Regions from separate parts of the Mus musculus genome. Here region 1 is linked to region 2. The links are chromatin loops, found by intact Hi-C in ENCODE. Cell type or tissue: gastrocnemius. All regions are shown on one strand. Links, peaks and the distances in the headings refer to the core of each region. The heading gives the core; the rest is flanking DNA.

Evidence for each region. A loop is a pair of places that touch in the nucleus more often than their neighbours do. Peaks named below come from ENCODE experiments on the same cell type or tissue, not always from the same donor. Only the 100,000 strongest peaks of a DNase experiment are listed, where the experiment ranks them.
Region 1: a loop joins it to region 2, with 2.5 times the contacts of the local background. A loop is called at or near these places in 14 of 42 quality-filtered maps.

Annotation. Positions count from the first base shown.
Region 1 is chr7:97,671,047-97,686,515 of GRCm38, forward strand. Rsf1 (remodeling and spacing factor 1) reads left to right here. Exons shown (of 16, transcript NM_001081267.2): 10 at 3,535-3,589; 11 at 5,110-5,219; 12 at 6,299-6,366; 13 at 7,889-8,096; 14 at 9,573-9,796; 15 at 10,653-10,841; 16 at 14,379-15,469. The coding sequence ends at 14,941. It overlaps Rsf1os2 (remodeling and spacing factor 1, opposite strand 2), which reads right to left. Exons shown (of 3, transcript NR_154552.1): 2 at 7,876-8,052. Among named protein-coding and RNA genes, the nearest start is that of Rsf1os2, 18 kb to the right of the region's middle. In gastrocnemius, for the core only: a CTCF peak has its summit at 8,402; no DNase peak of the experiment used is centred there.
Region 2 is chr7:97,572,259-97,587,727 of GRCm38, forward strand. Aamdc (adipogenesis associated Mth938 domain containing) reads right to left here and starts at 7,239. Exons shown (of 5, transcript NM_001177945.1): 1 at 7,108-7,239; 2 at 3,330-3,433. The coding sequence starts at 3,395. Rsf1 (remodeling and spacing factor 1) reads left to right here and starts at 7,638. Exons shown (of 16, transcript NM_001081267.2): 1 at 7,638-7,847. The coding sequence starts at 7,646. In gastrocnemius, for the core only: CTCF peaks have their summits at 4,037 (motif pointing right), 7,541 and 8,802; DNase peaks (open chromatin) are centred at 6,654, 7,317, 7,451, 8,233 and 1 more place; H3K4me3 peaks cover 3,818 bases; H3K27ac peaks cover 3,921 bases.

The DNA of each region.
Region 1 (15,469 bases), core at 5,031-13,030, 100 kb after region 2:
TCTCATAGTGTAGGAAAACTACGTGATAGTCACGTTTCGTATCCAATAAAGTAAACAAACTTTACTAGAACAGTTTTTGTGTGCTTAACTGAATTGCTGAACTGTGTCATAATCCATTAAAATATACTGTTTTCATTATGCCACTGCAGTGTAGACTAAAACAGTTAAAGTAGCTTCGTAGAGCCTAAGATTTACTAGGGATTCAGAATACAATGTTTATGTTCATTTGTACTTTCTTTGATCATTCCATTTCTAAACATTCCTTCAAATCTACTACATGCTCAACAGAATTAATAAATAAGTCTGTTTGCATTGAACTCATACTCTACTAGAGAATGCAGACATAGATAATAGAGACCCATTTGTGGGGGGGTGTGCATTTGCCTGAGAGAAAGAGAGAGAGGGAGGGAGAGGGAGAGAAGGAGAGAGAGAGAAAAATTGGGTTTGTGCAGGTAGACATAGAAGACACAGTTCCAGTTGATGTTCAGAGATCCCATGAGCAAGGGGAGAATGGAAAACTGTAGAAAAATGATGGGACAGAACTCCAGGAAAGCAGAGGAAGTCAAGATTGCAAACAGCTTTGTATACCTGTCTAGGGAATTCCAGGTATTCTCTGTAGGTAGTGGTAGAGTCATAAAAGGTATGCTCTTCATTTCAAAAAATGTGCCCTGTAAGTCAGAGGAATGAATGAGAATTGGAATGTTGCAAAGGGAAGTCTGGAAGTAGGGCAACCCTTGTAATGGAAGAGTAGAGTTGGCTTCATGTAGTCTCTGAAATGATCCCTCTGGCTCTCATCCATCTTAAGAGTACAAGAGCACCCATTCCCTAATCCCATTGTTTTCTCCTTTGTATCCAGCATTTAAGCAACATTTTTCGAGTGCCTGTTTCATATAAGGCAGTGTGTTCAATTTGAGAAAGCATATACTTTTTCTACCTTAAATGGCTGTGCAGTCTGTAGAAAAGAGGATTCTGACAATGAGTAGTGACTATCTAGCAAGTGTCTACAGATCTGCAGTGTGGCTTTGTGGAATCTGCTGGTTTAGAAACCTCTATTTTGTAGTATGTTAATGTTAATGACACCTAGTGGTATCAGAGATAGTTTAGGAATTCAAAAATCTGTTCTTCCAAACTACATTTACTAGTGCTATGCTTAGCAGTGAGTTGAATTTAATTAGGGATTGGATTTTCCAGGTTAGAACAATGGGAAGGAGAATAAGAGACAAGGAGTTTGAAAGTGTATGCAAAGGAGTATTTACTGTGAAGGACTGTGTCGTGTCAGCCAGGTGACAGGGCTAGTCAGGTTTAGTACTCAATAGGGACCTGAGTAAGCGGACGTTCGACTAGAGTACAAAAACCGTAGCAATTAGTATATAAAGTAGAGTAACTTGGAAATTGAGTTAGTGGAGTCAGACAATAGGATGTGTAAAACTGAAATTTTTGAAAGAGTGGAGTTGTTAGTAATGATAAGATTTGCAGTATCATTCATCCAGGTAGTAAGATTGGGTGGACAGCATCCTGCCAAAAGGTTACTAACAAGACTGCGATGGGCAATCATGTCTCCCTTGCAGATTCTGTACAACAGCGAATCCATTTAAAGCCATGATTTCTCTGTTTAGATGGAATTATACCATTTCATGTTTCTAGTAGAGTTAGAAATGGTCTATAGTCAGTTGATAACTAATTATGAGGGCAAAAACCATAACTTATGTTATCTACGGATTTCAAAGCTTGGTATAAATCTGTCCATGATGAACATGAGCAAATATCTCTTCAGTTGAATTAAGAAGAGAAATAGTAGACAAATGAAAGCAATTTCAAGGTTTAAAGGAGAAAATTAGTTTTCAATGAATGTGATTATTGTAAGAAGAGATGTATGGGGGCTGGAGAGATGGCTCAGCGGTTAAGAGCACTGACTGCTCTTCTGAAGGTCCTGAGTTCAAATCCCAGTAACCACATGGTGGCTCACAACCATCCATAATGAGATCTGACGCCCTCTTCTGGTGTGTCTGAAACAGCTACAGTGTACTTACAATCTTAAAAAAAAAAAAAAAAAAAAAAAAAGAAGAGATGTATATCCCATATACTTAATATCAGAGACTGTTCAAACCATGAAATATATTCTGATTGTCTTGGTCATTATTAATTACTTATATCTTTTTCTTTTAAAAAAGAAAAAATAAAAGACTTATGGGCTGGAGAGATGGCTCAGTGGTTAAGAGCACCAACTGCTCTTCCGAAGATCCTGAGTTCAAATCCCAGCAACCACATGGTGGCTCCCAACCATCCGTAATAAGATCTGACGTCCTCTTCTGGTGCATCTGAAGATAGCTACAGTGTACTTAGATATAGTAATAAATAAATCTTTTTTAAAAAACTTATTTATTTTATGTATATGAATACCCTGTATCTGTCTTCAGACACACCAAAAGAGGGCATCATATCCCGTTACAGATGGTTGTGAGCCACTATGTGTTTGCTGGGGATTGAACTCAGGACCTCTGAAAGAGCAGTCAGTGTTTCTAACCTCTGAGCCATCTCTCTACCACTACTATACTTTAGTATTGGTAACAGCCTCCTAAGTACTATGAAATTATAATTTTATTACTATCTGAAATCTTACAAAGTTTTAATCAAAGTTATTTTATCATTTTCATAAATGTAATATCTTCACCGCCTAATTATAAGATTCTTGTTATCAGAGCCAGGAGTTCATAGCACATTAGAAGCTGCATTTCAAAGGCTCTAGACAAGTAAATGCATTAATTTCCTTTCAGAAGGAACATTACAATAAGCCAAAAAGAACAGTTTCTCTTTTAGTTCAGTTTAATGTACTTTGGTATTCAGAGCTCAGCTGCCTTTGCTGGACTGGGTTAACATTGAGAGGGCCAGAGCAAACTCCTTTTGTATAGAGCTGTTTGTTATTGGTTTTTTTAAATCAAAATACACAGTTTTGTGGTTTTTGTTTTTCTAGCAAACAGAACCATGAAGTCATTAAGCATCTGCATGCTTGTTTTCTGGCTCTATGGGTATCTTAATTTGCATTGTTGAATGCATAGCCATGTGTTTCCATTGCAGTTTTTCATCTCCAGAGCAAGAAATAAGTGGCTTTATTGTCATTCTCTGGAGCCTTGAGATGGTTTTGTTATATACTATTAGTTAGTCATTAATTTATAGTGATGCTTATTATCATAGTCTTATAATTTATACTACATTCATAACATTACCCAAAACATCTAATATGCAAAGACCTTGTTTGTCTAATCAGTGTTAGCTTTTTATCTTACTACATTGTCAATTCACAATTTGAAATTTCTTTGTTTATTTCAGTTCAAAAGTACAGCTTTCATATATATATATAAGAAAGTTTGTGCTTTTCATCTATACTAATTCTCTACTAATAGGGTTTCACTTTAGTATTGGTAACAGCCTCCTAAGTACTATGAAATTATAATTTTATTACTATCTGAAATGATATTTACATGTGAATTTTATTTATAGCAAATCTTATTTTATACTTTTGGTCTTGATTTTAAGGAAAGAACGTTTGGTGTATGTTGGTATCAGTATTGAAAACATCATTCCTCCACAAGTAAGTTTCTAGTTGATAAGTTTTTGGTTTTGTTTTAATTTAAAATCATAATGTGTATGCATGTTTCCCCTTTATGTCTATGTACCTCATGTATACCTATTGCCTACAGAGGTCAGAAGAGGGTGCTATAGATCCCCTGGAGCTGGTTGTGAGCCACTCTGGGAGGTGAGCATGGAACATGAGTCCCCTGAAGAGCAGCCATCCTTAACCACTGAGCGATTTCCAGTCTAAGTTTATATAGCATTTGTGGAAGAGATGTTATGTGCTTTCTTACATTTAATGGAATTGTGTGACTTGTTTTAATATTCAACATTCCTACTTTATTAAGGCTAGACATTTTAAGCATTTGTGGAAAGAACTTTTCAAATTATTATATATAAATAGATAACCCAAAAATGTGATTATTGTATTTAAACTAAATTTATAGCTCTTTGCTTTGGGGTAATATTCTATTGTTTCTATTGTAAATGGGACAATTTGTGGTTAGCTTTATAATGTGTTATTTGCATAAAATAACTAAAGAATAGCTTGGGAATAAATTACTTTTAAAATGGCCCTTACTGAAACTTTAATTTCTATTATAATTTAATTTCTTTGAAGAACTACCATTATTTAACATTTATTAGTCTATAATTAAGGGTACCTCATCAGTGAATGTTCAGTAATTTCAAACTTGATTTTGTTGTGAGTTTTGTTACTGTAGCTGATTTTTGGCAGGGTATATAACCCTGACTGGCCTGGAATTCAGGGATCCACTTGCCTTTACCTCTTGAGTGCTGGTTTTGAAGGCTAGGCTTAGAGCTATAAGCCATCACAGTCAGCAGGTTCCAAGCAAAGTCTTACAATTTTATTCTTTTCACAATTTTTTTTCCATTTTTTATTAGGTATTTAGCTCATTTACATTTCCAATGCTATACCAAAAGTCTCCCATACCCACCCACCCCCACCTACAATTTTTTTTTAAAGATTTTTTTTTTTAAGTATATGTGTACACTGTCATGTCTTCAGATACACCAGAAGAGGGCATCAGATCTCATTACAGATGGTTGTGAGCCACCATGTGGTTGCTAGGAATTGAACTCAGGACCTCAGGAAGAGCAGCCAGTGCTCTTAACCATTGAGCCATCCCTTTCCACAATTGTATCATAGCTTTAAGTAGCTTACCTAGTTGTTCTTCTTCAGTTTAAATCAGATCATCTCGCGAATTGAGCACACACAATGTATTCAGAGTTTTCTGTGTAATTATTGGTTAGCCGATTGAAACTGTAGAAAAACTTCACTCTTGTTATTTTATTTTAATACAATTACAAACTCACAGAAGTATAAGAAAATCAACAGAAATATTTCATTTATTGATCTCCAATTTTTTAATTTGTGTAAGTAGTTTTGCTGTGTATGTTCATTGTGATAGATAATCTTAGAAATTCACATATTTTGTGTATGCTGCCTAGGTAGAATGTGAAAGCTGCTAATTCCAAGAACTGTTTCCTGGTCATACCTGTACACTTTTATCTTTAAAGGAGCCTGAGTTTTCTGAAGAGCAAGAAGAAAAGAAAAAAGATGCAAAAAAATCCAAAGCAAATGCACTTGAAAGGAGATCAACAAGAACAAGGAAATGTATTAGCTACAGGTATGAAGGAAGAGAAAGTTGTTGTAGTAGAAGAGTCTGGTTTTTTCCAGTTAGACAAGACAGAAGTGGATGGTTTTCCCAACTTAGTGATTTTTAAGTATTACATTTATGTCACTTGGTATCCTTGGGTATAGAGTTCCAACACTAAAAGGCCACGCTGTAGCTCAGAAGTAGTAGAACCCTTCCTTAGCTTGAGTCAGGTCATATGTTCAGTCCACACACCAGGCACACACTTGCATGCACTTGTATGCACAAGATTCCAAGCAGAAGTTATTTGTACATTCAGTCCGGCTGAGTTCATCTTAGGTCACCTGAGCCCAAACTAAGATGAATCTTCCATATAAAGCAATCATAGAGATCTTTTTTTTCTTGTTTTTTTATCTTTAAATCCAAAAAATAGTTTTTTGAGCAAAAGCACATTTATCTAGTTGTAAAATTTGATCATTTGTATATGAATTTAACAATACACTTACTTTCAATAGTAATTATATAATAATCTAAAGAATCTAAAACTTTACTGATTCTTTGAAGTTTTTACTTGTTTATTGTCTAGAGTGTGTGCGTGTGTGTGTTAGGGTACCTTCACATATACTGATATTGTATGAATCCTTCTGCTTTCCTGTGTAGAAATACTATCAACTGGATAGCTTTCAAAAAGCATGTGTTGATTTCTCACAGTTCTGGAGACTTTATAAAGTCAAGATGAAAGTACCAACAGATTGGGGAGTCAGATTTCAGAGCCTGTTTCTGCTTATCAGTGGCAACTTCATGCTTTGTGCTCACAGGATAGACGTTCTCGAAGATCTAGTGTCTGGTGTGGGTCTACTTCCATAGATAGATAGATAGCTGTCCTCCTGTTATAATGTCACATGGCAGAAGATGCCAAGAGATTTTTGTTTTCTCTTTTTTAGTCCTGTTTAAGGAGGACATTAATCATAGTCGTGTGTGAACCATACCTTAAGGTTGTCACATGTGAGTTGGAATGGGGACAAAACCAGACTGATGCAGACACTTTGTGTATGTAGTCTATAGAAATCAAACATATACAGCTTAGGGTCTGATCACTGTGCTTATTTTAGATTTGATGAATTTGATGAAGCAATTGATGAAGCTATAGAAGATGATATTAAAGAGGCTGATGGAGGAGGTATGTGTTTATCTGTTATTCTTTTCACATAATTCTACCAGCAGATTATTGTTCTCTCCAAAGCTAACACTGAACAAACTGTCTCATATTTAACATAATCTGTTGATATAGTATTAGTGTATTAAGTCAGAACTTTGTAATTATTAATTTTTATATGATATAATACAAAAGTTAATTTTCTTTATTAATCAAACAATTTCTATCTGATTCTAATTAGAATACTCAGTTAACTTTCCTATTGTCTTTATAACTACAAAGCCTCAAATATATGGATAATTCAAATTTTAATGACTGGTATAACTTAAAGATCAATTTACTCACTTAATTACATTCTCTGTCTTTTTTCCTTCCTTCCTTCCTTCCTTCTTTTCTTTCTTTCCATTTCATTTTGTTTGAGACAGGATCTCTCTCTGTGGTTCTAGTTGTCCTGAACTTGCTGTGTTGGCAAGACTGTCCTTTAACTTACAGAGATCCTCCTGCCTCTACCTCCTGAGTGCTGGGATGCACTACCATGGCTGGCCTTTAATTACCTTTCAAAACAGCATTATAGGAAAATCTGAAGGTTGTTTGTTAAGGCATTATATAGCCAGTTACTAATGCTCTGATGTAGAACCTTCTGCTTTCTACTTGTTCCTGTAAAATAGTAAAAGTGGATGAGTAAGCCTTTTGTTTTGTTTTGTTTTGTTTTGTTTTGTTTTGTTTTGAAGAAACTGACATTAGAGCCTTTCAGAACTGTGTCCTTTATATCTTTATCAACTTTGTTTCTGTCCTTATTCAAGGATATTTTTGAGCAGCTACTAGCAGGTATGAGGTTTTATTTTCAGAGTGAGGAGGTGGTCTCAGATTGGCTAGTGTTGGCAGTTGGACAACTTTGTGGCTAAATCAGAAAACTCTGAGTTACTTTTTTTAAAAGATGAGTCTGGAGAGATGATTAAGCAGTTCGGAGCAACTGCTGCTCTTTCAGAGGACTAGAGCTTGGTTCCTAGCACCATGTACGTATGTATGTACAGCATATGCATGCCTGATACCAGTTCAGCTCCCAGTATCTACTTCATAGCTCCCAACCATACTAACTGCAGTTCTGTGGAGCTGGACTTCCATCTTCTGACACTGAGTATCAGACATGCATGTGCTGTACATACATAAACACGCACACAAATAGAGTATTGAGCCAGGTGTGGCGATACAAATCTCTAATTCAGGAAGCTGAGGCACAAGGAGTTTAGGGCCAACCTACGCTGCACAGAGAGGTTTTTAAACAGACTTCCACCAAATAAAAGACAGTGAGAAAAAAGAGGGGGTGGGGTGAGCATCACTTGGCAAGTCAAATGTAAACTAGGAGTCTCTGCCTTGTAAACTTGTACATAGTAAGAGAGGCACAGTAATCCTTTCTTTAGAGCATTATCAGCTGATGTTGTAAGGAGCCTACATATTTCTAAGATAAATTAAGCAAAGGAATGGCTGCTGCTCTGATGAGTTATGGGGAAGGTTCAATAAACATGTAGTTACCTCTTCCTTTCAGGAGTTGGCCGGGGGAAAGATATCTCCACCATCACAGGTCACCGTGGGAAAGACATTTCTACTATTTTGGATGAAGAAAGAAAGGAAAATAAACGGCCCCAGAGGGCAGCTGCTGCTCGCAGGAAGAAACGCCGGCGACTTAATGATCTTGACAGTGATAGCAACCTAGATGAAGAAGAGAGTGAGGATGAATTCAAGATCAGTGACGGGTGTGTGTCTAGGGGTCAGCATGCAAACTGCTGCGTCCTCGGAGAGCCACACTGCTGTGGCGTGGCTTCCTCTATATGGATTTGCAGGACATTTAAAATAAATTTGAGATCACTGGTTTTGATTCATTTTTAGATTAAAATTAAAGCTATGTTTATACTAGTTTAATATTTAAATTTGTTTAACTGCAATTGAGGTTTCATTTATTGAAAGCTTTCTCTATACAACCTTCTACCAAGTTCCTCAGTAGTTTTTAATTGTATGGTAAATTATAAAGAAGTATCACCTCTCTCTGGCGCTCTCTAGAGGTTGGATAAGGGATAACTAATCCAATATTAGCATTACTTCCATTTATACAGAACAACAGAACAAGTATAAACAGTATTGTGGAGTTTTTCCTTTTGGTTTGTTAATGGATGTAGTATAATAGATAAGTATACAAAATCACAGAAAAGTTCCTCTGCCTTGCCTGCCTTTGTAACAGATAAAATTAGAGTACAGAAGATAGTTGCTCAGGGAAACCACATAAGAAAGAAGTTAGAGTTGGCATGTGTAGAATGGGTATTTTGGGCAGCCTTGTAAGTTTAGAATTAGAGGCAGTGTGAGATAAGAAAGCAACCAAAACAGAGAAGCCACATGTTCAAATGCCAAGGCATATTTAGGAAACTCCCAGAAAAGCAAGAATATGGGGATAAAAAAGAAAAAAAATCACTGAGTGGGTTTTTCTTTTTTTTTTTTTTCTCTTTTGTCATGCATATAATTTTGAACTTTGTCCTGAAAATGGATTTAAAAAAAAATTACCCAAAGGGTTGAGGCACGAGATGAAAGGGAAAAAACCTCAGACTCTGGCTGGGTGAGTGATGCTCAGTACCAGGCTAACTAGCTGAGCAGGTAAACATGTTTGGGTGAGTGATGCTGGGTGAGTGATGCTCAGTACCAGGCTAACTGGGTGAGTGATGCTCAGTACCAGGCTAACTAGCTGAGCAGGTGGACATGTTTGCTCCCGAAGCCTGGCAACCTTTTCTTTAGAAGCCACGTAAGGGTGGGAGGACAGAACCAATTCTGCAAGTTGTCCTCGGAATACGCAGGCACAAGTACTCTATTTCTCCTCATAATAAGAAGTCAACGTTTTGTATTAAAAATATCCGGTGGCTGACAGAGAAGAGTAGTAAGTTAAGAAATAATGAGCCTTTTCAAATGTGTTGGATTTAAGATGTACCCAAAGAGGTCACTGCAATTCATGTGTGACTTACAGCATTTATTCTCACAGCTTCTTCAGAGGGATAGATGGTAGAACATACATTTTATTGGCAAAGTTGACATAATTTTCCAAATATATCTTTAAATTTACTTAATGTTTTACTGGGTTCTTTACAATGTGTTTGGAACTTTGAAAAACTGGTTATCACTTCTAAATGTACCAAAACAAAACAAACACTAAGTGTACCATCGTGATGTATCTGGCTTTTCCTGGACAGATCTCAGGATGAGTTTGTTGTGTCTGATGAAAATCCAGATGAAAGTGAAGAAGAGCCACCATCCAATGAGGACAGCGACACTGACTTCTGCAGCCGAAGACTGAGGCGGCATCCTTCTCGGCCAATGAGGCAAAGCAGGCGTTTGCGGAGAAAGACCCCAAAGAAGAAGTACTCCGATGACGATGAGGAGGAGGAAGAATCCGAGGAGAACAGCAGAGACTCTGGTAAAAGTCCTTCAGTCTGAATCAGAGCAACTCAGTTACTTCCTGTGACTTCTCGTCACAGGATGTTGGAGTCACGCAGCTGTGACATGTCCTGATGGGACTGAAATGCTTTTCTTATGACTTTACTAGTAGCTTTTCTCATACAGAACTACCTGAGAAAATTCACACAAATTAATATGTTTCCTTCATGCCAAACTCTGAATGATAAATTCTGATAAATCCTTGTGGTGCCACATATTTCTGAGCATATTTTGAGATGTTGGAGATGAATAACTAGTTAACCCAACACACAGCAGGATTTCTTAACTTTTCTACGCACAACATTTACTCTCGAGGATTTTACAGGACTTCCAGCACATACTCAAACATTTACTGATAAATAAATCATAAAAATATTTTTTAATGTTTTTTTCTGTGCATTGTTGTTGTATCTGTGAGAGGGTATCAGATCCCCTGCAACTTGAGTTACAGACACTGAGCTGTCATGGGGGTGCTGCTGGGAATTTGACCCAGGTTCTCTGAAAGAACAGCCAGTGCTCTTAACTCCATCCCCAATACGTTCATTTTTAAAGTAGTTCTTTAGGTCTGGACATGGTGGCTCATACCTATAATCCCAGCAAAATTAGGAGGGAGGGAGGGAAGCAGGCGGAGAGACAGATCTACCTGTCTCTGCCTCCCAAATGCTGGAATTAAAAGTGCACCACCATCACCTGGCTCTGAGATTTATATACCTTACTTAACTAAATTTTTACAACTAAATTCTAGTAACCTTATATTTTTATAGCGTTAGCTAAGTATACTTCTACCAATGGATTTAAATTTTGTAATTTTTTTATTTCCCTCCTTTTTTAAACAGAAAGTGACTTTAGCGATGATTTTAGTGATGATTTTGTAGAAACCCGGCGAAGGCGATCAAGAAGGAACCAGAAAAGACAAATTAACTATAAAGAAGATTCAGAAAGTGATGGTTCCCAGAAAAGTCTACGACGTGGTAAAGAAATCAGGCGAGTTCACAAGCGCAGACTTTCCAGCTCAGAGAGTGAAGGTAAGTTGGTGTCCTGTGTGCGGGAGCAGGGCATGGCAGAAATAGACACTGCATGGAAAGAAAAGTGACTCAAGCTTTTCTTTATATTAAAATGCATACAATCATTAGTGTCAGTAAGATGAATCTTAGATTTTTTTTTGTTTATTAATTATAATTGGAGTAAATGACTCAATAGAATGCTAATCTTTAAAGGTTCCATTGTATTAAGCTCTTAATACAATGTGATTTATTCTGCTCCTTTTGTTTTGTTCCAGTTTGAAATCACTTCTAAGTTCTGAGTAGATAAGCAGTCTCAAGCCAAGTTATCTATTGTCCTTCTGTACTTTCAGTATGAATTTCAGCTGAGATCTGTTTTATGTAATGGCTTGAGTTGTTCTATACCAGAAGTGTAGAGAAAGTTTTAAAACATTCATAGCCAGGCAGTGGTGGTGTGGGCCTTTAATCCCAGCATTTGTGAGGCAGAGACAGGTGGATCTCTGAGTTCAAGGCCAACCAAGTCTATAGAGTGAGTTCCAGAACAGCCAAGGCTATACACACACACACACACACACACACACACACAAAATGCTGTCTTGAATACCTCCCTCCCCAAATTCATTTGTAGGGGCTGGAGAGGTTGCTCAGTGGTTAAGAGAATTTTTTGTTCTTTCAGAGGATCAAGGTTCAATTCCTAACACCCACAGTAGGTAGGCATCTCACAACCACACATAACTCCAAGTTCATGGACTCTAGTGCCTTCTGATGTTTGTAAACACTGGCATACAAAGATATGCATACATAATAATAAGGTAAATCTTTTAAAAATTCTAATAGGAATGCCCATTTCATTGTTAATTCAAACCTCTAAGGTCATTTTGAAAGATGCTGACTTTTTTTTTTAAAGATTTATTATTATTCATAAGTACACTGTAGCTGTCTTCAGACACACCAGAAGAGGGCATCAAATCTCATTATGGATGGTTGTGAGCCATCATGTGGTTGCTGGGATTTGAACTCAGGACCTTCAGAAGAGCAGTCTCTCCAGCCTGATGCTGACTCTTTTTAAGCATAATCTATCATTGCTTATGATCTGCTTTGAATATTGCTTTTACACATTAAACATCAAACAAATAATTGAAAGTATGAGACCAGGAAAAAAAATGTGGATGTAGGAGACTAAAGGTAAATTTCCCTTGATTATCTTCATATGTCATAAATAAAAAACATGATACAGCCATTAAATGTCAGTATTGATTGGATAAGCCCTTGGTGTAAGCACTAGGAATAGGACAGAACAGAACAGCCCTCATGTAGGTAGATGGAATGGTAATAAAACAAATGTTAGAATATAAGCTATTAGAAGGAGAAAAGAGGATTAGAAAAATATTCTTCCAATTTCTGATTTCTTCATTGAGAAAGACAACATTTAGGGAGCAAAGTTAGGAATTTCTGGTGAAATATTTGCCTAGCATGCCTGAGACTCTACACTGGAGATTTGGTTCTAAATACACACAAACACATATTGGTAACACATGCTCCCCCACCCATGCTCAGACATACTCTTTCATCCACACAGGTGTGACATTTAAGATCTGAAAGAAACATAGGGTAGGCATTCTCATTCTCTGAAGGAAGAGCGATACCGACTGAGGGAGTGTCTACCTCAGAGCCTGAGCTGACTGTGCCCAGCATCATCAGGGAACAGAAGGAAGGTCGGGGTTGTTAAAACTGAAGGTGTCATGAAGATGTCAGCAAGCTCCAGTGTACCTGCTGACATAACAGTGTTGCAGATCAGGTTTTATTGGAAGATGGTCATATCTGTTTGTTTACATATTGTCTATGACTCCCTTCTTAAAAAATGAGTAGTTCTGATAGAACACGAGGTCTCTCCTGACATAAATAAATAAATAAATAAATAAATAAATAAATAAATAAATAGTAATCTCAGATAATCTCAAAGCTGCCTAGCTTGTTTTCTACAATAATTAGAATATTCTGTGTTAGTGCTGATTAATTCAGTGATGTTATCCTCATGAGCCTGTGAAACACTTAAAGTTTAGCCGGCTTGAGCATGAAACTAAATGCTGTTTAATTTTAATTGATTTAAATTTACCACATGACTAGTGTCTATTAAGAGAGTAGGCTGTTGTATGGATTATGGATTTGCTTTGTGTGATATGGGAAGTGCAGTGGAGTAGTATGATCTCATGTGGGTTCTAGTTTGCTAGAGTACCTACTAATACTAATAAATTAAAGAGGGAGAACAGTTTGGGGACCAGTAGTCCCAGGATGAGATGATGGGGTAGAGCTAGGTCTGTACTTGTAAGAATAAAAATCAAGTTGTAGATAGTTTATACTTTAAGATAGAGTTTTAGATTTGTTTGTGTGTGTTTGCGTGTGCACTACATGGATGCCTAGTGTCTGAGTGTCAAAAGAGGGCAACAGATCCTCTGGAACTAGAATTACATGTGGTTATCATTCCTCTGAAATGGGTGCTGGGAACTGAACTCTGGTCTTCATCAAGAGCAGCATGTGCTCTTAACGGCTAAGCTATTTCTCCAGCTTTCCAAGGATCAGTTTTGTTAGAGCAAAATCATTTACTGATTTGATGAATGAGAAATCAAGGAGAACTAAGCAGCTTTAAGAACAAAACTGCTGGGCTGGAGAGATGCCTCAGCCGTTAAGAGCGCTGACTGCTCTTCTGGAGGAAGTTCAAATCCCAGCAACCACTTGGTGGCTCATAACCATCTGTAATGGGATCTGATGCCCTCTTCTGGTGTGTCTGAAGACAACTATAGTGTACTTACATATAATAAATAAATTAGAAAAAAAAGAAAAAAATTGCCATATGACCTTTAAGAGCTTTTTTATTCACACTAGATTTAAGATGCCTCTTTAGCTATCTAAACATACATGTTAAAGACTAATCTAGATTTTAGTTTGCCTAAACCTTGTAAGTTTGTAAATGTATATGTAACACAAAGACTCAGTGAGATGACTCACAGAGTCAGCACAGATAACAGTAAGACATTCCCAGTTCATAGTTTATCAGAGGAGGTCACTACTCTCAAAGGTGATGCCCAGACATTTGCTTTTGGTTTCTGTTTTGAGAAGGATTTCATATAACCCAGGCTAGCCTTGAACTTTTGATCTTCCTATACTTCCCAAGTATGGGGATTATAGGTGTGTACCACCTTCCTTCAGTTTTAATCTTTCCTTATTAATGCATTTATATGACTTCCCAATTTTAGGACTAAGGGAAGGAGTTTCCCAGTTTGTGGCCAACTTATTTTCCCCTAGTTCGAGAACCATCAGATGCCCCTCTTCTCTCACTCCCAAGAAACCTACTGTCCCCTAAATCAAAATTAAAATGCACAATAGACCTCACTAAACATTGTTATAGATGATGGTAGAAGTTAGAGGTCTATCATGTCAGTCCATTTATTACAGAGCAATATTTTCATAAAAGCAGAGGATGGGGTAGATAAGGGAAAGGAAGGAGTACTTGAATGTGTTTATGTCAACTGTGCCAACAGCTTAAATGTCTGTTTATTCTAGAGAGCTTTATGTCCAAGAACTCTGAAGATGATGAGCTAACAAAAGAATCGAAGCGATCTGTTCGAAAACGGGGCCGAAGCACAGATGACTATTCAGAAGCAGATGAGGATGATGAAGAGGAAGGCAAACCATCCCGCAAGCGGCTACACCGGATTGAGACGGACGAGGAGAGCTGTGACAATGCTCATGGGGACGCAGACCAGCCTGCCCGTGACAGCCAGCCCAGTGCCCTGCCCTCAGAGCAGGAGAGCAGCAAGAAGCCCTACCGGATAGAGAGTGATGAGGAAGAAGACTTTGAAAACAAAGTAGGGAGCCCATTGGACTACAGCCTAGTAGACTTGCCTTCCACCAATGGACAGAGCCCTGGCAAGGCCATTGAGAACTTGATGGGCAAAGCAACTGAAAAGTCCCAAACCCCCAAGGACAATGGCACAGCCAGTGCAAGTCTAGCCCCCAATGGGACAAGTGGTGGACAGGAGGTGGGGGCACCAGAGGAAGATGAAGATGAGCTTTTGCGAGTGACTGATCTTGTTGATTACGTCTGTAACAGTGAACAGTTATAAGACTTCTTTCCATTCTTGTGCTAATTTATTCCACGGTAGCTCTCACACCAGCGGGCCAGTTAGTAAAGCTGTTTAATTTTTCCTAGAAAACTACAGAACGACTTTTTAGAAGAAAAATTTCAACAAATCTTGAAGTCTTTCTGGGAAGTGACCAGTTTTGAACTTTGAAGATTAATAATTGCTGTAAATTCCTTTTGATTTTCTTTTTCCAAGTTCATGGTCCTTGGTAATTTCATTCATGGGAAAAAATCTTATTATAATAACAACAAAGATTTGTATATTTTTGACTTTATATTTCCTGAGCTCTCCTGACTTTGTGAAAAGGGTGGATATGAATGCATTCCAAATCTGTGAGGGCCCAAAACAGAATTTAGGGTGGGAGAAAGCACCTGTGCTTTAGCTTTTCATATTAAATATATATTATATTTAAACATTCATGGCATAGATGATGATTAACGAACTGTTTAAAAGTTCATGTCTGTACTGTTGCAGTTTGAGTATTGTAGATAACATCACACAAACATCACT
Region 2 (15,469 bases), core at 2,675-10,674:
TTTCCCCTGCATCTTTGGGTTGCATCTTTTTGCCCCGCACCTGACTGGGCTCTTTTCCTTATTCTGTTAATATGATGCAATATAGAGCTTGATTTTATATGTTAAAACAAGCTTTGTATACTTGGGATAATTCCAGTTAGTTACTGTACATATAATTACTGAGAAATTGTTAATTTCAAACATGGGAGGAGAAGGCGCACTGACCTGAATCATCTCCAAATTAACTAAAGCAAGCGTTTTAAATCTGTGTACATGGACTACCTCCCCCTAAAGCAGGGTTTGAGAGGTCAACAGTGGACAAGCGGGAGGCAAGGTTTTCATAGCCCAGGGGTAAGTAAGGGGTCTACCTGACTGGAGCAGAACATACGCGTAACAAATTCATCATAATGACCTCCTGAAACAAAGACATGATTGTAAGGTGGTCCTAACAAGGCAGTCATAACAAGTAGTCATATAACCTTTGAAACAAAGGTAGGGTTGCAAGATGGTTAGAAACTAAGACTCGGTTGCCCTTTCTTTGAACCATTTGTAGTGAGGTTAGAGGTGGGACATAGCCCAATCCTTGAGAAACAGGTTTAATCAGACACAGGAATGCGCCTACTTAGTTTTTACTATCAAATGACTCTTAAGCCTAAGAAGGAGGCAGGCTAGGTTCATCAAAATAATACTTATCCTTAGTATTTGTGCGACCTTGTTGAGAAAATAGAAGTTAGACAGACTCCTTGGTAAGCAGATAGATAGGGAGAGGGCCACAGCTAGGTAAGAAAGGCGGTGAATGCCAGGCAGTGGTGGTGCACACCTTTGATCCCAGCACCTGGGAGGCAGAGGCAGGCGGATTTCTGAGTAGTTCGAGGCCAGCCTGGTCTATAGAGTGAGTTCCAGGACAGCCAGGGCTATACGGAGAAAACCTGTCTTAAAAATGGCCAGCTTCTTCCTTCTCTTCTAGACTTGAGACAAGCCTGTAGGTGGCTCAGCTCAGGACGTGTCTCAGTTCCTAGCCAATCAACTACACTAGCTTTCTTCAAACTGACTAACCATAAAGTAGGGGAGGAGACTCTTCAGAGGATTTAGCCTCCCTCCCCACACACAAAAAGACATTTTTTCAGCTTGCGTGCCCCCCTCATTTTTTCTTTTTAAAGATTTATTTATTTTATACATGTGAGTACACTGTCAGTGTCTTCAGACACACCAGAAGATGGCATCAGATCCCATTACAGATGGTTGTGAGCCACCAGTAGTTGCTGAGAATTGAACTCAGGACCTCTGGAAGAGCAGTCAGTGCTCTTAATCACTGAGCCATCTCTCTAGCCTGCCTTTTAATTCTTTAATTGGCAGAAAAAAAATAAATTAGATCAAGGCCCCTAAAGTGACTGTGATGTGTTCTATTTTTTTTGTTCTCTTTCATTTTTAGTATAATTTTTGATCCTGATGCACTAAATTGATTGTAAAAATACACCAATGAATCACGAGTCACAGTTTGAAACTACTACTATCAGCTGGGGGTATATTAAAAGTATTTAAGAATGAGACAGCATAAACATAGATTGCATTAAAAATGGAAGTGCTGTGTTGGGATAAGGTCTTTTTGTGTCTGTATTAAATATCCCACTGCTAGAGTTTGTTGGAGAGGCTCTTGCTAAGCAGTATGGCAGAAGTATGCTCAGGAGGCTCTGGGCAAGGCTTCCTGCAACGAAAATGTAAGAAGTATGTGTATAATTTTGTGGTCTACCTCCCTGAATATCAGTTTTTTTTCTATGTAGCATACCAAACTGCATAACATGATTTGTGTGCTTAAGTTTCTAATAGAAATGTTAAAAATTAAGATGTAAAAGGCTTGGGATATGGCTGATGGTAGAGTGATTCCCCAGCCCCATAGAAAATAGGCATAGTGGTGCTAAGCATGATGGCACATGCCTTTAATCCCAGCACTCTGGAGGCTGAAGCAGGCAGAGCTCTGTACATTCCAGGCAAGCTATAATTAGAGAGATAGCTATCTCAAAAAAGTGAGGGTGGGGTTGGGCTGGGGAGATGGCTCTGAGGTTTTGAGTACATGCTACTTTTGAGAGGACCCATTTGGTTTCTAGCACCTATGCTGTGTGGTTTCTAACTGCTAACTTTAGTTCTAAGGGGGATCTGTGGCCCCTGAGCTCAGTAGGCACTGCCACGTGTGTACACACCCATGCAGACATACATATGTACACACGAAAATCAACATAAATCTTTAATCATCAGGCTCAGGGCCTGATGGCAAACACCTGTAATCCCAGTACTTCTGGGGTGGAGGCAGGGGCTGAGCTCAAGGTCACTCTCAGCTACAGAGTGGACTGGAGGCTAGTCTGGGCTCTTGTGTCTGCCTTCTTTCATTCAATGTATTTTTGAGATTCAGCTATAATATTGTGTTGTTGACAGTATATTTCAGTATTTGTTGTAGTTTACTTCAGGAGTATAGCACAATTTACAATTTCTTTTGGATATTTTGCTGTTTTTAATAAACAATAATACAAACACTAGGCAAAACTCAACCTAGTGCAAGTTAGTGCGTAGCAATAAATGTATTGCAATTAAACAGCTGCAATTTTATCATTACATTCTAATCTGATACATATGTTAGGTATTTAAATTCACAAAATGGGATTAAACTTGCTTTTATATGTATGTTTTCACTCTTTAGATGGGACAGGGGCTTACCATGTAGCTCAGGCTGGTCTGGAACTCAATGTATACTTAGCCTGGCCTCAAACTCAAGGTCCTTCTGCCTCCATCTCTCTAGTGCTAGGCTGATTATATGCCAACAACCTGCAACTGGCATTAAATTCTTGTAATCTACAACTTGTCTTTAGTGCACAAAAGCAAGAGATGGTAATGGTACTGTGGGGGTGTGTTGTTTTTTCCTGACAATGGACTTTGTGAAGGCATGACCTTAGCATTGCTTTGTAGTCAAACACCTCTCATCTTTTGGGTGGATGTAACTTTCAGATGCCTAAGGACTTTGCTCTCATTTCAGTCTGGAATGCTGAATCCAATCTAGAAGAGCAGAAACTCTAGCATTAGTTAACAGTCCCCTTTGGAAGAGGTTGTGGATTGAAGTACAGTAGAAGAAACGACAGCCTTTTCTTTTTTAGGATGTTATTTTACGGCCTCATGGGAAAGCTGAAGTAGCAGGTGGGGTGGGTAACGCCTTTAATCCCAGCACATGGGAGGTGGCAACTGAAGGGCCACTGCAAGTTTGAGTCATGTCTAGTGAGATACTTTCTAAAACACTGACAGAAAACAAACAAACAAACAAACAAACCACAAAAGAGAAAAGAGAGGGGCATGGTGGAACACACCTGTGATCCCAGCACTTGGGAGGTGAGGAGGAGGGTCGGGAGGAGTTCAGGGAACCTCACATACATAGTCAGTTAGGGATAAACCAGGACTCATGGTACCTTGCCTGAAAAGAAACAAAACAGCTGAAAGTCAAGACAGAAACCTGATAAGGTTTACATAACACGTAATCAAACCTTCCACCTCCTTCAAAGTTTCTTTTCATAGACATTCTTTCACAAAGGTATAATTCAAAATATTGTGTGCCTGGCTTTTTGTTGTTACAAAACAGCTGATAGAGATGAAGTCTGGCTCATATTTTCCTTTCTTTCTTTAAAGATTTTTTTTTCTGTTTTTAATTTTCCATGTCATGTGTGTGGATGCCTGTGTGTCACAGCATGCTTGTGGAGGCCAGAGAACAACTTGTAAGAGTCAGGCCATCACAGCTTTAATCACGGCACCGTCTCACCAGCTTCTGGGTCAGATTCGCTTCGGTCCTTCTCCAGATTCTCCTTTGTCCTCCCCTACCTCCACATTTTGCATTTTGAGACTTCTATCAAAATTCTTAGTTTGATATTCCCAATTTCATATCTAAAATGCATATCTTCCCACTTATTAAAACTTTGCAGTAATAATCCACAGCTATATTTCCTCTTATTAACAAATGTATTTATTAATTTATGAGTATATATGTGTGCCTGAGTGTATGTATACTTCACTTCCTGTGAGCAGATGACTTTAGAAGCCAGAAGAGGGCACCAGATGCTTAAAAACTAGAGTTACAGGTGGTTGGGAGCTGTTGGATACAGGAACTGGGAACCAAACCTGGGTCCTCAAGTCTAACCTTAGGTTCTCTGGGAAGAGTTCTCTTAACTGCAAGCCATCTTCAGCTGTACTGTCTCTCTCCTATTTGAGACAGTTTTACTGTGTAGCCCTGGCTAGCCTTGAGCCCTGAGACTGCCTGTTTCTGCTTTTTGGTCCTAGAATGAAAAGCCTGTGTCATCACATCCCGCTACAACCATATTTTCTTAGAAACTTAAACAAACAAACAAAAAACCTAAACCCTTATTGTAGTAAAATATATGTAACATAAAAGAGAACCATTTAAATCATTTTCAGTACTATTAAGCATATTGTGCTTTGTAATTTTTTTATCTCTCTCCCTCTCCCTCTCTCTCTTAGAGAGAGGAAAGGTCTCTTTACACAGTCTTGGCTTCCTTAGAATTACCTGGCTGGCCTTGCACTCACAGAGACATACCAACCTCTGCCTCCCTAGTGCTGGGATTAATGGCATTTTTGATTTGAGGGTTTGTTGATCAGATTAAGACTCGCTATTCCAGTGGCTAAATATAGATGGCTAAGTGAATAAACATACTTGGTCTTCTTCCAGAGAACCTATGGTTCCTAGCACCCAAATCCTGTGGCTTACAAGGGGATCTGATGCTCTCTCTTCTGGATTACGCAATACGCATGTGCACATAAACACAAGATCATTTAAAATACAAACAAACAAACTGGTTATGGTTGCACACATCAGTAATACAAATGTTCGGAAGGTTTAGGCAGGAGGACCAGAAGTTCAAAGCCATCCTATCTACATAGGAAGTTGGAGGACAGAATGGAATACATGGGACCCTGTGTGAAATAATAAAATAAAAGGACTCATTATTTTTGGACCTAGAGAGATGGCTCTGCAGTTACTGCTCATTGCTTTTGTAGACGACTCAGGGTTCAGTTGCCAGTACCCACACCTATAACTCCAATTCTAGAGGAACGATGCCTTCTCGCCTCCAGCGGCACCTGTATACATGCAGTGCACATAATAAACTCAGGTAAGCACACACACATACATTAACTAAGAAAAAATAAATCTGAAGACAACATTTATTTTAAAGACCAGTAAGATGGTCAGTAAATAAAGGTGCTCACAGAGGAAGCCTGGCCACTCAAGTTCATTCCCTGGAGCACGCATAAAAGGTAGAAGAACAGAAGTGATTCAACAAAGCTGTCTTCTGACATGCAGGCAAATAGCGCAAATGTCTGCACACACACAGATAATATCTTAAAAGAATCATAATTCTAAGTAATAACTTTCAGAGAACTTCTTTCCTCTTGAAAAATGAGTTTCTTTGCTAATGAAAATGATATAGACCATTATGGTTTTCCCTCTTTTTACCTGGAAACACATAACATTCTTTAATGTTTATCTGTGAAGCCAATGCCCATGTTCCTGGCATAATTATTTGCCTATTAAAAAAAAACTTTCTTTAGTCACACATTTTCCTATTTAATCTGATTTAGAATATGTGTTGCTTTAGTTTTAGGAAGTAGGTGTTATGTAAGTTTTAAATATATTCTTAAAATTTTGGCATAATGTAATAAATTGTAGGCTCAATATAGCTGGATTCAATCTAGATTATAATTTTTTTATAAGAAAGATTTGATTCTTTGAAACAGTCTTACTCTATAGCCTGAACTCAGAGTTCTTCCTGACTCTGCCACCTGCCAGGACAAGAAGGAATCTTTCAAAGTACATTCAATGTGACAGAAAAACATACTAACCACTTTACTGTGAACTATCCATGCTGTAGATATTATTATTCACTTTACTAAAGTTCAAAGTAACAAAGAAACTTCGGAAGGTTATAAAGTAATTAGGGATAGGACTCAAGTCTGGTTCAACTCAAACTTACTTCCTGCTCCTAAGCATACAGTATACTGCTTCCTAAGCTGCAGGTTCTATTTATTTTCCATTGTTGATGACTTTCCCCATTCTGGGATTCTTTCTGAGAGAATGCTACAACCAACTCTGGAATGGAGTAGAACTCTGCTTCCTAACAAGCTTACTGCTGTGCAGCGAACTCCCAGCTTTCTAAGTAGAATCCTAGCTCACCCTCTAGACCTTGGCCAACTTAGAGCCTGAGCTGAGCCCAGAGTCTTCTTAGCATCTTAGTTCCCGAGTAGAGAGTGGTTCCTCAGATTTGGTCACCCAGCAGAGGCAATTCCTCATTAGTGATCCACAGAGTACCTTAGGCCCTGGTCCACCGGTTCCATCTGGCAAGGAAGCTCTTTAAACAGGACAGTAAAACAACTCAAAACAGCTTCAGGAAGTCCCTGAAACTAACCAGATTCATTAGGTCTCTCTCTGTCAGAGCAAACAGTAAAAGGTGATCGTCTCTCTCAAACTAAAGGAAGTTGAGCTGAAAAAAAAAAAAAAAAAGCCTCTCAGACAAGCTGCACTGCAAAGAAGACTCTGAGATGGGACCAGCTGCCTGGGAGGAGCAGAAGCCAGCTGAGCTGCCTGGAAGAGGTTCAGACCAGAGTCACTTGGAAAGGACATGCCAACGCAGTGAGCTGCCTGCAGGCTGTGCAGTTTTTATAATCTGTCACCCATGCTGGGGTGGGCCCTGGGGTCGCAGCTGTCTCTGAGTCATTCCTGCTCCTGTAAGTGACCCCTTATCCATGCTCCTGTTAAAATAAAACGCATTGGTTCGCCAAGTTGGACTTTGGTGTTATCTGTACTTCGGTCTGTCGGTGGGAGCTCTGTCTGGGGTGAGATGTGTTTACCGTCCCCCCAGGAAAAGTTTGGTCACACAACACTCAGGAGAGGGCAACACCCCTCAGCAAACTTTCTGAGACTTCTCTCCAGGGTCCCGCGCCAAGCCACAACCGCACCTTTCCTTCTCCTAACCTCTCTCCTCCCTGCCATTCTCTTTTGCTGCATCTTGGTGTCTCTCTTCAACTCCCTCTCTGTCTCTCTCTCTTGGTCGTCTCCGTTCCCAGATCCCGCAGAAAACTCACGCAGCGCTTCTGTTCGCGGTTGTTCCTCCAGTCGGATCCGTGCTTCACCTTTCCCTGCAGCTAGCCGAGGGACTCTGAGCCACAGCGGTTCAGCCACCAGGCCTGGAATTCGCCTTCAGCCGGCCCACACCCGAAGCTCCGCCCCCTCCCCCCATTGGCTATCGTTCTTAGAAAGTCCCGCCCCCAACCTCTCCGCCCCGCTTCCCTTGTTTTCATTCCCCCTGTCACACGAGGCAGTAGCGACCCCGAAGTGGGAGGGAAGAAGTCGGAGCCTTGAAGTCGTAGAGGGAAGGGGACGGGAAGAGGGCGGAAAGTGAAGGGCCCAGAGTGCCTCTCTGTCCCCGATCTAACTCAGTTCTCGACTGCTCCGGGCCGGCGTGGTATTGTGGGATCGCGGCGCCTGGCGCGAGACGCTCGCCGCCGCAGGGGCGTCCACTCGAGAGCGCCTCCTGTCGTCCGTAAAGCTACCCTGCCATCCCTCGGTCCCCCCAACTCCTCCCGCCCCCCCATCCCCTCCTCCTCCATCCTCCAGTTCAAAATGGCGGCGGCGGCGGCGGCGGCGGCGGCGGCAGCGGCAGCGGCGATGGCTCCTCCGGGCTGCCCGGGTTCGTGCCCCAACTTCGCCGTAGTCTGCTCCTTCTTGGAACGCTACGGGCCGCTGCTGGACCTGCCCGAGTTGCCGTTCCCAGAGCTGGAGCGGGTGCTGCAGGCGCCGCCGCCAGACATCGGCAACGGAGAAGGTAAGCGATCGGCCCGAAAGCCCGGCGGGAAGCGGCCCTGGCGCGCTTTAGCTCTCCATAGATACCCTGGGGCTCTGCGGCCGTCCCTCGCCAGGGATTGGCCTCCGCGGAGTCCCTACTCCTCGTAGCCCGGGGGTTCCTGGGTGCTGGGGAGGCGGGGCGGAGGCCCCCTAGGGCCACCGTGCCCCGCGGGGACGGAGGTGGGGGCGTCGCGGACCGGGTGTGGGCTAGGGCCCAGGAGGGGGTATTGTGCCGGCCTGACGCTCTGGGGCCGGGTCCCCCGCGCCGGTGTTGCCTCCAGTTCTTACCCCTTTAGGTGGCGGGGGAAGGGGAGCGCAGGTTCCGGCCAGCTTTGCGCTTTTCTCTTCCCCTCCTCCCACCAATCCGCCCCACCGTCTCCCGGGAGGCTGGGCCCATCTTCTCTCGGCGCCCCCTCTGCTCACTCCACCTGAGTGGGCGGGGGCCCGCGGACACTCCGCTCTCCCGGTGGTGGGAACTCCCCCGAGAGAGTCGGCTCCTGCCTTTTCCCGTCCCCTGGAGGGCTGGTCTAGCCCCCCAAACTCCTTCCTCCTTGGGAGATCTGAGTCTATGACCAGAGAGGGGGCTTCCCCCCTATTCTCGCGTAGGAAGGGGAAATGAACTCGGCCCAGCTTCTCCGCTCTGGGTAGGAGAGGGTTAATATCTCCTCCTCCATAGTTTTTCTCCTCACCACCTCCCCCAAAATAATAGAAAAGCATCTCTCCACTTTTCTCTATCCCTTCCCCCTATCTCAGCTACAGGGCTTAAGGGAAGAAGTCACTCTTCCATTTGCTGGCTGGGGTGGGGTGGTTAGTCTGTAGGCTGGAGGAGGGGCTCAGATGGCTGGGGAAACAGTTGAAGAAGGTGCTTGTTGCTCATGTTTCTCTCTGGTGCCGCTGGTCTATTATTGGTGTTCGCAAGTGGTGCTCCTTCCACATAAGGCCACCGCGCGGGTTCAGGGCGCATGCTCTGCCCGGCCCCATTGAAACTTCCTGCTGCTGCTGCTGGTCGTGGTTCTTTTGCTGGAGCATCTCAGCGCTGTGTTTGCTGCTTGCAGTCTTTACACGCTGAGCGCTAACCCTCTCCCCTATTAGTCCCGATCCATTCCGCTCCTTTTCTGGTACTTTATTTCCCTAGGAGAAGCCTAATTTGTGTACTCCGAACATTGCCTTTGTTTAGCGACAGCCCTTGGCAAAAGAAGAAACGTTTCCCAAATAGGTCTTCTTTTCTTCTTTTTCTTTTGATCTGTGCGTAGATGACCAGGGTGGACTGGGTATTGTACAAGGCATGATAGCTGTGACCTTTCTAAGAAAGCAGAGTTGCTTTTTTGTTCTGTATAGAAAATACGTTTCCGATATGATGTATTTACATAGCTAAGGAAAGACCCAAGTGTGAACTTATTCAAAGTATTACCTGTAGAGAAAATGTGTGATATACAATGTTATTAAGTATTAATCCTACAGCAGTTATTGGTACAATGGTCGTATACTTTCTTTCCACTTTCTCTTTTGAGACTGGCCTGGAATTCTGTATACCATGCTGGCTTGGAACTCTTAGGAATCCTCCTGCCTCTGCCTGCCTCGTGCTAGGATTAAAGGCATTTGTCACTACGCCAGGCTCTGCATCTCTTTACTGGTTCACAGTTCTTAGACTGTATCTGGCTATAAAAATCTAGTTTTTTAAACTATGAAATCAGAGTTAAATTACTTTAGGTTAAGATTTTTTGCAGACTTTCTTTAAACATTAAGCTTCTAGTGTATTAATTTCATTATCAAAATATATTCACATTCTTTTTGAAGAAAGTAGTCACTGTGAAGTGTAGTAGTACCCTCACTTAATTTTAGGATACTTTAAAATTAATAGTAATTTATTCGTCAGAAAATGTGAGTACTTGAGGGGAAATGTTTTTAGAATTTGGACCAAGTTAAGAGCCAGACATAGATTTTTTGGTGTGCCATTTGATTTTGAATATTGGATAAGCTTTCATTCCCTTAATTTTTAATCATTGTGTTTACTTGGTGTTAGTATTGAAAGAGAAAAGTTATTAGGATAGGTTTGATATTTCTAGCATTGAACTTTGGGCCATTAGCTAAGGAAAAAATGGGAAAGAAGTTGGGCTGAGAGAGACCATTTACCTCAGGCACAGTATTACCATCGATATGGTTGCTAAGAGGACTGATAATAGTAGATTCTGTCGTGCGGAATCTAAGAATAATTGTTAATTAATGTCACACAGTTCAAGACACGTGGCAAATGAAAAGTCTCTCTGAAGGTGAAAGTTTTACTGTGAAGGAAAAAGATGTTCAGGCTTTGGATTATGGCATACCTTACGGTAGTTCAGCTAAGATTGACTCAATCTTTTGGGGAAAGAAAACTAGAAAGAGTTGAAAGACCAGGGTTTGTGTAGAACAGCTTAATATGTGGGTTATAGAACAGTGTGTCTCATTTATATGTCTCTCATTTTCTTCAGCAGACAAAGATAGTGGCTAAGAGCCAAATGAAATGTTACAATTTTTTTTTTTTATAAACAAGGTACTTTCAAATATTCTGGTACTACAAATTAAAGATTTTTTTTAGATTTAAGATGCATAGTATCGTTTACATGTATTAATTGTAACTAGGTTTAAAGTTTTGTGAGGTTGGGAAGGCATGGGGATGTCAGTCATAATCCGTGAGTTCTACTTTGTATAAGTTTTATTAAGAAACAGCTCTGTGCCATTTAAAAAGTTTTAATTAATCTGAGCACGGTGGCACTTGCCTTTAATTTTAGCAGATCTCTGAGACCCAAGCATGCCTGGGCTACAGAGTGAGTTCCAGGACAGCTAGAACTACACAGAGAAACCCCATCTCAAAAAAAAAAACAAACAAGTAAAAACCAAAACAAAACAAAAAAGAAAGTTTTAATTTTGCTGGCAGGATAGCTTAGTGGGTTAAGGTACTGGTTGACAGGCCTCATGATCTGAGATCCCTCTGAGCCTACATAGGTGGAAAGAAAGAACCACTTGCAAGCTGTCCTCTAACCTCTACTAGAGCTTTTTGGCATGTGTATAGAAAGAGTGTGCATGTGTGCACACATGCTAAATTAAAAAAAAAACCTGCTGGGAGGCGGTGGTGCACACTTGGGAGGCAGAGGCAGGAGGATTTCTGAGTTCGATGCCAGCCTGGTCTACAGAGTGAGCTCCAGGACAGCCAGGGCTACACAGAGAAACCCTATCTTGAAAAGCAAACAAATAAACAAAAACAAAAAAAAATTACTTTATGCAAGTTTTGTTTTTTCCTAATGTGAGCAGCCCTTAGAATACACTTTTGTCTTTTTCAGTCCTCTGCTGTGCTAACTGGGGGAATGGAAAGGGGCTAAGTACTTGAATACAGTATTTATTGAGGTAGATTTAGCAATACCATAGCATTCTTAGGTAGAAACTAGTTTACTGATTTGTCCTTGTTTAAATACTTTATGCTCTTTTTCCTAAAAAGTTGCTTGCAAGCTTTAATTTGATATTGTAGCTTCAGTTTTGAGTGCCTTGTTCCTTAGTCAAGAAAGGCCTAGTGGAACAGAAAATAGAACCAGTGTCCATTCTAATTCCAAAACTTGATAAGTTGTTGTGTGCCTCATAGTAATACTCAGTAGGTACTTCTGGTTGTTTAAATATAAAATAAAACCATTAAAAATTCCATTTAGTTTAAAAAAATGATTAATTGTATGTGTCTGAGTGTTTGGCCTGCTTGTCTTCACTTGTGTTCCTGTGGCCTGGGGCCCTTGGAGTCAGGAGAAGGCATCAGATTCCCAGGAACTAGAGTTACAGATGGGAGCCACCCACCGTGTGGATGCTGGGAATCAATCCTAGGTCCTCTGCAAGAGCAAGGCTGTGAACCACTGAGCCATTTCTCCAGCCCCGAGATTTACTTTTCAAATGGTTTCCAAGTACCTAATAAGTGGAACTGATGTGATTTTTTTTTTTTTTTTGGGCTTAGGGCTGCTCTAAGAAAATTAATGAGACATTGTGGGTATCAGGAATCTAACTAAAATGCTTGGGAATTGCTGCTTTAGAGACTATTAAGTTTTAGGCCAAGGAAGAACGAACAACTGTATTGTTCATATTACAAGGAAAAGAAATTAAGACAAAGGCATAATATACCTGACCATTGGTGTTATTCAGACTGCGGTTTGAAAAGTCTGCCTAAATTATCACCCATGGATGGACTCATAGTTGATGCTAGAATAAGAAACGGGCATTCTAGATGAAGGCATTGCACGCTCTGCTCTCCACCACCCAGGTCTGTATTTACTATGGAACCGGCATACTTCTTCCTAACAGGAAGTAGGTGACTGTGGGATATAGATGGGTGGACATTGATTTTTGTCATATTGCTAAGTGTCACATCTTTTTCTGTGTGTGTCTGTGTGAACAACATAGGGGCACATGCATAGCATCGTTTGGAAGTCTAAGAATAACTTTTAAGAGCTAATCCTTGCCTTTTGAATTCCACTTTGTTGAAGCAGGGTCTGTGGTGTTTATGACACTGTGTAGCCTACTAGAGCTTTGGGCCAATTCTGCTTTCCTCACCTTCTATATTGTTTTGTTTTTGAGACAAGGCCTCACTGTGTAGCCCTGGTTGGCTTGGAACTCACGTAAACATAGATCAAGCTGGTTTCCAACTCAGAGTTCATTGCCTTTTCAGTGCTGGGATTAAAGGGTTGTGCCACCACCATCCCCAAAGAGAAATACTTTTAGTAATCAACTTAGTTCAGGTGTGGTTTGAGAAGTGACATACTTAATAATGATACTGAAATGTATGTAAGTAATGTTACAGTGTAGCAATGTGTTTTTGCATAGTATTAAATAATTTGATTTTTTTTTTTTTTGAGATGGATTTACTGTGTAGCTCAGATTAACCTCAGGCTTTCTGTGTATCTCAGACTAGTTTGGAACTCTATAGCCTAGGGCAGTGTTGAACTTGTGATTCTCCTGTCTTAGTTCTGGTAATGTGTGCATGTTTTTTGTTTGTTTATTTTATTTTATTTTTTTAAATTTGTTGTATTCTTTTAGTGCTGGGGCTCTAAGGAGCCAGAGCTAGTAGGCTGTCTGTGTGGTAGTTTAGTGCTCTGCCACTGATCCACCTCCCCAGCTGAAGCTCCGTACATAGCCCGATCCCATGTTCTGAACTTGGGATCCTCCTGTTGAAAAGTCCAGAGTCCTAGGAATGCCGTTGTACTCATCAGTTGTCGTACTTAGTAACTCTCTCTATAGTCAAGATGTCAAGTATAAAAGGGTATATATGTCTTTTATATTTAAGCAGAACTATATTCTGACTTTATATTCTCTCTTCCTGGTGCTTAGGTAAATGATAGTACTTTTTTTCCCATGAATTTGATGAAGTAAAACGATGACCATTGAAACAAGTAATACAATCTCTTAGTTTAAGCTTATCTTAAAGTGCACACATGGGTTAATAATGGCAGGTTATTGGTCAGTGTCCTTTCTGAAGCTAGAGCCTAGCTTGGTTAAAAACTTCCAGTTTTGGCACTTCTGATTTTGAAGAAGTAAGATTCTTTATTTCTCTTTGAGTTCTACAGGGTATCTCTTGTTTCTGACACTATGCAGTATATTTCTGGTATATCACAGAATTGAGGAGAAGCCAACAGTTATAAAGGTGGAAAGGAAGGCTATTAGCATTGTCTAGGGCAGGAGTTAGTTGGAATAGAAAAAGGTTTGGTTAATGTGAGACTCTAAATGCAAAATGGCCTGCTTTTTTAGTCTTCTAGACTTTAGTCTCTTTTAATCTTCTTATTTAGAGATTTACTGTGAAATTTGCTGTTAAACATCTTTAGGGGCTGGCCAGGTGAGTCAGCAATTAAGGACACTTGCTGCTCTTCCAGAGAACCCAGGCTCAGTCCTGCCACCCACATCCTCTGTAACTATAGTTCCAGGGGATCTGATACCTTCTGGTCTTTGCAGGCACCAGACATACATGTAGGCAAAAAACTCATACACATTAATAAAATAAGATTTAAAAAAAGGTCCTTAGGGGTTGGCTCACTGTATGAGAAACTTAGTGTATATCCTGAGCTCCCACATAAAAGCCAGGAATGGTAGTGCGTACCTGTAGCTCTTATGTTGTTAGGGAGGTAAAGGAGTGAAGAATGAAGTTAGGTGTGCCCCTGGGATGTGTTGGACAGCCACAGTCCTGGTTCAGTGAGAGACCTTGTCAACAAATCTAGTGGAGGGCTGTAAAGGAGTATACCTGAGGTTGATCTCTGGCCAACACATTTAGGTCTGCATTTGAGCACACACTCCAGGAAGAAAAGCCACACTGCTTACTTACTTCATTAATTTCACATGTATACTGGCCATCTGCTGCATGGTCAGTCTAGCAATTAGTGTAAGGGTTTAAAAGAAAACAAAAATGTTAGAAATGGGTCTATTTTTAAAGATTTTCTAGTTTAGTAAGAAACTGAAGTGAGCTTGTATGTTATCCTTCAAGGACATTTTTCCCCCTGGGATTTTATTAAATGGAGTAATAGGATATGCATTCTAGACTACAGGTTATAAGCTAACATGATCTCTCACAGGCTTTTGGTGAGGTAGATGACCACATGTGTTGTGGAAGAATAATAGTAATTAAGCTTAACACGAGCTGTGTCTTAAAGAAGGGAACTTAATATGTGTTGCTAGATTTAAAAGTAGACTTTTACTCTCTGCTTGATGAATATGGTCTCAATATGTTATTTTTCATCTCTGATTTTACTATAATATAGATGCCAAAGCAGAGGTCACCAGGATGCTATTTTCCATTCATGTTAGAACTTGTATAATATCAAATACTGCTTGAGAAAATAACTTCATTTAAGAAGTTATTTCTTAGCCGGGCGTGGTGGCACACGCCTTTAATCCCAGCACTCGGGAGGCAGAGGCAGGCGGATTTCTGAGTTCCAGGCCAGCCTGGTCTACAAAGTGAGTTCCAGGACAGCCAGGGCTATACAGAAAAACCCTGTCTCGAAAAACCAAAAAAAAAAAAAAAAAAAAAAAAAAGTTATTTCTTGGGGCTGGCAAGATGGCTCAACAGGTGAGAGAACTGACTGCTCTTACGAAGGTCTGGAGTTCAAATCCCAGCAACCACATGGTGGCTCACAACCACCCATAATGAGATCTGACACCCCCTTATGGTGTGTTTGAAGTCAGCTACAGTGTACTTGTAATAATAAATAAAAATCTTTAAAAAGAAGAAGAAGAAGAAAAAGAGGAAGAAGAAGAAGAAGAAGAAGAAGTAGTAGTAATAGTAATAGTAGTAGTAGTAGTTGTTGTTGTTGTTGTTGTTGTTATTTCTTGCCAGGCCAGCACTCTGGAGGCAGGGGCAGGCAGATCTCTTTGAGTTCAAGGCCAGCAAATTTCAGGCCAGACAGAACTATAAACACTGTAAACAAAACTCAAAACAAAAACAGAACTCAAAACAAGAAAAACCTGATTTCTTTCAGTAAGTGTTACTTACTTTGCCGGCTTGCTATGTGCTGGGCATATATAAACTATTGGAATGTATTACTGTTGTTATTTTTCTAGATGTATTTTTTTAACGTATGTAAGTGCTCTGTCTGCTTGTATACCTGC